2 separate regions of the Homo sapiens genome follow, and region 2 is linked to region 1. A link is a contact called in ENCODE Hi-C or POLR2A ChIA-PET data. All regions are on one chromosome and are shown on one strand. Each heading gives the region's core, a stretch centred on a gene start or an enhancer-like site at or near the end of the contact. The rest is flanking DNA. Distances are from core to core; before and after follow the strand shown. Region 1 holds the start of TSBP1-AS1 (TSBP1 and BTNL2 antisense RNA 1). Region 2 holds the start of TSBP1 (testis expressed basic protein 1).

The links. A loop is a pair of places that touch in the nucleus more often than their neighbours do. ChIA-PET counts read pairs that join two places held with the same protein, here RNA polymerase II (POLR2A). Pooled maps may share reads with other maps.
Region 2: a loop to region 1 is called in a map of endothelial cell of umbilical vein, with 9 times the contacts of the local background. The contact joins the promoter of TSBP1 here to the promoter of TSBP1-AS1 in region 1. A Hi-C loop is called at or near these places in 2 of 168 maps with a recorded cell type or tissue (Calu3 and endothelial cell of umbilical vein), 3 of 37 single-sample maps with no recorded cell type and 12 of 50 pooled maps. POLR2A ChIA-PET finds 5 or more read pairs at or near these places in 4 of 52 experiments (B cell, activated B cell, activated CD4-positive, alpha-beta T cell and 1 more).

Annotation. Positions count from the first base shown.
Region 1 is chr6:32,253,900-32,256,599 of GRCh38, forward strand. It overlaps TSBP1-AS1 (TSBP1 and BTNL2 antisense RNA 1), which reads left to right and starts at 1,274. Exons shown (of 4, transcript NR_136245.1): 1 at 1,274-1,515. RefSeq lists enhancers at 1,113-1,770, 1,771-2,427.
Region 2 is chr6:32,370,636-32,373,335 of GRCh38, forward strand. TSBP1 (testis expressed basic protein 1) reads right to left here and starts at 1,268. Exons shown (of 26, transcript NM_001286474.2): 1 at 1,059-1,268. The coding sequence starts at 1,071. The region is part of intron 2 of TSBP1-AS1 (TSBP1 and BTNL2 antisense RNA 1); the gene reads left to right.

The sequences.
Region 1 (2,700 bases), core at 24-2,523:
CTGGGATTGCAGGTGTGAGCCACTGCACCTGGCCTTATTCCTGGTTTATTAATTGTTTTTTTCTTTAAGCCAGGGATGAGCAAACTACCACCCAATGGGCCAAATACAGTCTGCAACTTGTTTTTTTTTTTTGTATAGCCCATGAGCTAAGAATGATTTTTACATTTCATGTAAAATGTCACATAATATTTTGTGACATGTGAAAATTATATGAAATTCAAATTTAAGTCTCCATAAGTAAAGCTTTATTGGAACATAGCCATGTTCTTCATTCATTTATGTATTGTCTATGACTGCTTTTGTGCTATAAAGGCAGAGGTGAGTAGTTGTGATGGAGCCCATAGGGACCTACAAAGCCAAAGTAAACATTTGGCCCTTTATAGAAAAAGTTTACTGATTCTTGTTTTAAGTCAAAAATGGTATTGGGGGAAAGTTAGGTTCATGGATGTGCAGACCAAGAATAAGGGAAAGATCTCAGCCCTAACTCCTTCTTATACAGATTTTCAATAGGTCCATCTTTTTCAGGTTTACCCTCTTACCCTAGACTTTCTTAGTTTTTAGCTTTCCATTTCTAGAGATTTAGGGCTCTGTCTAAACAGTGGTTTTCCTTCTGTGTAGCATTTCTTTGGATGCACAATAGGTTCCACTTTCATCAGCTCCGCTTTTCACCAGTTTTCCAGAAAAGCATTACAGTCTGTTGCTGTTCCCTGTTCCCCTTGTCTGCCTGATTATTTATTTTCAGAGTCATTTTAGCAGTGTTTGGGGAGGGAGTTATACCTTTTATTCCTCAGGTATCACCACTCTTCTCTTCCTACCGCGAAACAGCACAGTGAAAGGGAGGAGATGGAGTGAAGAGACCGAGGGCAGGGAGAGGGAGGGGGGTGTGACGGGGTGGGGAAGTGAGGAGGAAGAGGGGGAAGAGCTACTGGGGAGGAGGAAGATGGGGGAGGAAGAGGATGATGGGGTGGGGTGGTTCAGGGAGTGAATAGGCCGGGTTGGGTGAGATGAGGCTGGGTGTATGTGCTTGAGAAGTCCGGGAGTGCGGAGGGGCAGAAAGGTAGACAGTGCGTGCGGGAAGAGGGGATGGGGGTGGGGAGGCGAGGGCGGTCAGTGGGTTGAGAGGAGTGGGGAGAAGATTTAGGGCGAGAGAGGTGCCATCGTGCTGGGGAAGGCGGGACTAGGAGAGGTAAAAGAATGGGGAGAGAAATGGGAGGGAGAGAAGGAAGCTGAGGGAGATTTGAGGAGAGAAGGCGCTTGAGGGGGAACCAGGAGGGGAGAAGGCTTGTGAGGGGGAAATGTGAGAGGAGAAGGGGCGCGAGGGGGAACAGCGAGGGGAGAAGGGGTCCCGCCTCCTGGCCGCGCCGCCCTAGGTGTCGCCGCCTGGCGGTTACGAGGAGGCCGCCTCCTGCTTGCCGGCCTGGCGGTCCTACTCAACACCGCAAGATTTCAAAAGGGAAATTCCTCCAGGGCTGAGTCACAGGGAAGAAAGCGATTTCCTCCGCCTCTTCCAAAGCGGTAGGTTTCCTTCCTCCGCCTGCCTCTTAAATAACGTGGTATCTCGCAGTTTGGCTGAAACCTGAATTAAATGCAATGCTTTTTTGACTTTTACTTTCTCCCAGAACAACAGTTGTGATATGATCTGTTTTGGGGCCCTTCCTGCGCTCCGCCCTGGGCCAGAGTATGTAAAGCTCGTGGGTCTCTGTGTGTGTCTGAGCAGCTGCTCTGCCAAGACTCCACACAGCTGTGTGTGTGTCGGACCCAAGGCCTTGGTGGCATGGGCTCATGAGGGAATCTCCTGATCCACCAGTCGCAAAGATCCATGGGAGAAGCATGGTTTCCTGAGGTCGCACCATCACTCACTTCTTCCCTTGGCTGGGAGTGGGGGTTCCTTTGGCTCTGTGTCGCTCCCAGGGGGGCTGTCGCCCCATCCAGCTTTTCTTTGTTCTCTGTGGGTCGAGTTGTTTTCCTGATGAGTCCCAATGCAAGTACCTGGATATTTCAGTTGAAGATGCTGTATTCACTTGCCTCTTTTGTTCCTCTCTGTGAGTGCTGTGGACCATAGCTGTTTCTAATCAGCCATCTTGGCCTGGCAATCTACAGTAGTAAATGTTAACATTGGATAGTGTGATTCTTCCTACTTTACTATTCTTTTTAAATATTGTTTTAGCAATTTTTGTTCTTTTGACTTTACATATAGATTTTAGGACCAGTTTGTCTATATCTACAAAAGGAAGCTTTTGATAGGAAATGTGTTAAACCTATAGACCGATTTGAAGAGAATTGACATCTTTGTTGTCTTCCAGTTAAATGACACTGCATGTCTCTCCGTTTGTTTAGATCTATTTTTATTTTTTCATCAGCATTTTGTAGTTTTCAGCCTGCTGATTCTGTACATATTTTGTTAGATTTATACTTAAATATTTAATTTTCTTTGGAGTGGTTGTAAATAGTACTGTGCTTCAGTTTTGGCTTCCTACTTTTTATTGCTAGCATAGAGGAATACAATTGATTACTATTCTGTAACATTGCTAAAAATGTGTTTGAAGTTTCCTCGGAGTATTATCTCTGGATATAAGCTTCTGGGCTGATAGGTCTTATTTTTTAGCAGTTGAAAAATGTTGTGCTACTTTCTTCCTGTTTTGGGTTTTTTGGTGAGAAATCCACTGTAATTCTAATTGTTGTTCTCCTATAAATAATGCT
Region 2 (2,700 bases), core at 18-2,517, 120 kb after region 1:
ACCTCCTGATGATAAGATGGATATTTGCGAGGTTTGTTATTGTGGTTAGTAGGATAAAATATGCTGGGATTGCTTAACTTGTGTTTGTTTATGTGTCATTGATCTGCATTCAATTGATGTAAGATAGAGTCTTGCAGTCATAGGAGAGAAAAATCTTAGACAATATCATATGGTTATAAAGGGCAGTGGCTATGAAGGATCGGGGGAGAAAAAAAAGAAAAGAGAGAGAGAGAGAAAGGAAAGAAGAAAAAAACAACCATAAAACTGCCTGTGAAAGTAAAAACTCTGAAGAATATTGAGCTCTGAAAGACTAGGAAAGTAGATTACACCCACATTAAGACTACTTCAAACGAACAATAGGTGAATCCATCTCAAGATATAATAACACACCTCCAACCAGGGCAGATTAGGCATTTGTCTACTGAGTCTTCTAGGTGTTTGGTCCTGTGAGAAAATTCTCCTGCCAAATCAACTTTTGGAGATTTTCTACTAATGTACCTCTAAAATGAACAGCAAGTAGTCAATATGCCCTCTATTATGTGAATTTTTTTTTTCTAGTGTTAAATAACTCATCGGGGAGGAAAGGATAACTAGATGGTGTACTCAGTACTACTGTATATTCCTTTTCTTCCTTTAGTGTCTGAAATGCCCTGTCTATAGGGCAGTTAGAAGATGGTCCACCCTATTAATAGGGAAAATGAGAGGAAATCATTATTTCTGAGTTGAGGCAGATTATATAGAGTGACCATGCTACAGGAAGTGAGATAATGGGCTAAGGAATTTTTCCTAGTGCTACGGAGGATGGTTATTTTCTTTGTTCAGTTTAAACTCTAGAAACCAAAGGAGAAACCAGCACTATCAGCCTAGAGCTTAGTTAACTGTGGGTTGTTTCCCCCAGGCTTCCAGAGGAATCAATAAGAGTGAAAGAAAAAATACTGAATTTGAAAAGGAAGCAGGCAAGGAAGATAAAGCAGTTGTGTTAAAGTCCCTAAGTCCCTAAGAGGAGACTCCTGAACTACTAGAGTTGAGGAAGCCTCAAAGAGGGAGTTAGTCCATACCCAAGACTGTCATTTTCCATGTATTGTCTTCATCAGGTCTCGCATCATCTGGATTTCTTTGTCAGAGAGAGATCAAGGTAAAACGAAAAACTCAAGTTCACTGTTTCTGAGCAATATGAACTTGGGTGTCAGGGAGGCCCTTGTAGGCAGAGATGCAGAGGATCACTGAGAAATTGTGTGGAGCAGATTGATCAGACCTAAGCAAATGATGGGAGTGTGGCCTGTGAAGGTTCTAGAATCTGTGTCATAACAGAGACTTAGAACATTAGTGAGGCAGGAGAAAAGGCAGAGGATCAAAAGGCTAGGAAGATTTAATAATGCTTTGGAGGACCTTGAACTTGTATAGGATACTGGAAGGGAACTCACTCTTTCTGGGCTTTAGAATTATTTCTAGTTTTTCAGAGATTTTTAAGGCCAGAGATTGTACATCATTAATCTTTGTAACTCTTTTTTTTAATTTTTTTTGAAGATAGAGTTTCACTCTTGTTGCCCAGGCTGGAGAGCAGTGGCACCATTTCGGCTCACTGCAACCTCCACTTCCTGGGTTTAAGCAATTCTCCTGCCTCAGCCTCCCAAGTAGCTGGGATTACAGGCATGCGCCACCACACCCAGCTAATTTTGTATTTTTAGTAGAGATGGGGTTTCTCCATGTCGGTCAGGCTGGTGTCAAACTCCCTACCTCAGGTGATCCACCCGCCTTGGCCTCCCAGAGTGCTGGGATTACAGGCGTGAGCCACCGTGCCCAGCCTAATGTTTGTAACTCTTGAGGCAGAGAACCTTCCACAGAATAAGCATTTTATAAATGTTTGATAATTAAAAATGAGAAAAATGACTATATTTAAAAAGAGGCAGACTGGATAAAGAAAATGTGGTAAATATACACCGTGGAATACTACACAACCATAAAAAATAATGAGATGATGTCCTTTGCAGCAACATGGATGGAGGTGGAGACCACTATTCTAAGCAAACTAAAGCAGGAACAGAAAACCAAATACCATATGTTCTCACTTATAAGTGGGAGCTAAACAACAAGAACACATGGACACTAAGAGGGGAACAACAGACACTGGGGCCTACTTAAGGGTGGAGGCTAGGAGGAGGGAGACAGCATATCTCTTGGGTTTTATGCTTATTACCCAGGTGACTAAAGAATCTGTACACCAAACCCCCACAACACACAGTTTACCCATATAACAAACAATTACATACATGTACCCTTAAAACTAAAAGTTAAAAAAAGAAGAGCCTTGAAACAAATGAAGGTGAACAAAGGAAGTCAAGTTGTTGGAGTTAGATAGCAAGAAGAAATCCAGTCCAGAGGTCTATGGTGCTAGGAAGAGTGAGCCAGTAAATGGGATCTCATAAGCCACTGTGGAGAACAAGGAAGAGTAATAACACCTTTTATTGAGTGTCTATTGACTACAAAGTTCTATAGTGGGTACCTTATAAGCACAAACTTGTTTAATCCCTAATAAACTGTACGATGAAATTCTTTGAGATGGAGAGAGACACTAGAAGTTACCCAGCCAACAAATGGCAGAGTTTCTGACTCCAAAGCCCACACTGTATTCACAAAGCCACATTTTGTTTCAGTCTTCTATGCATCCTGTGGTGGTGATTTCTAAGTTAAGAAGTCAGT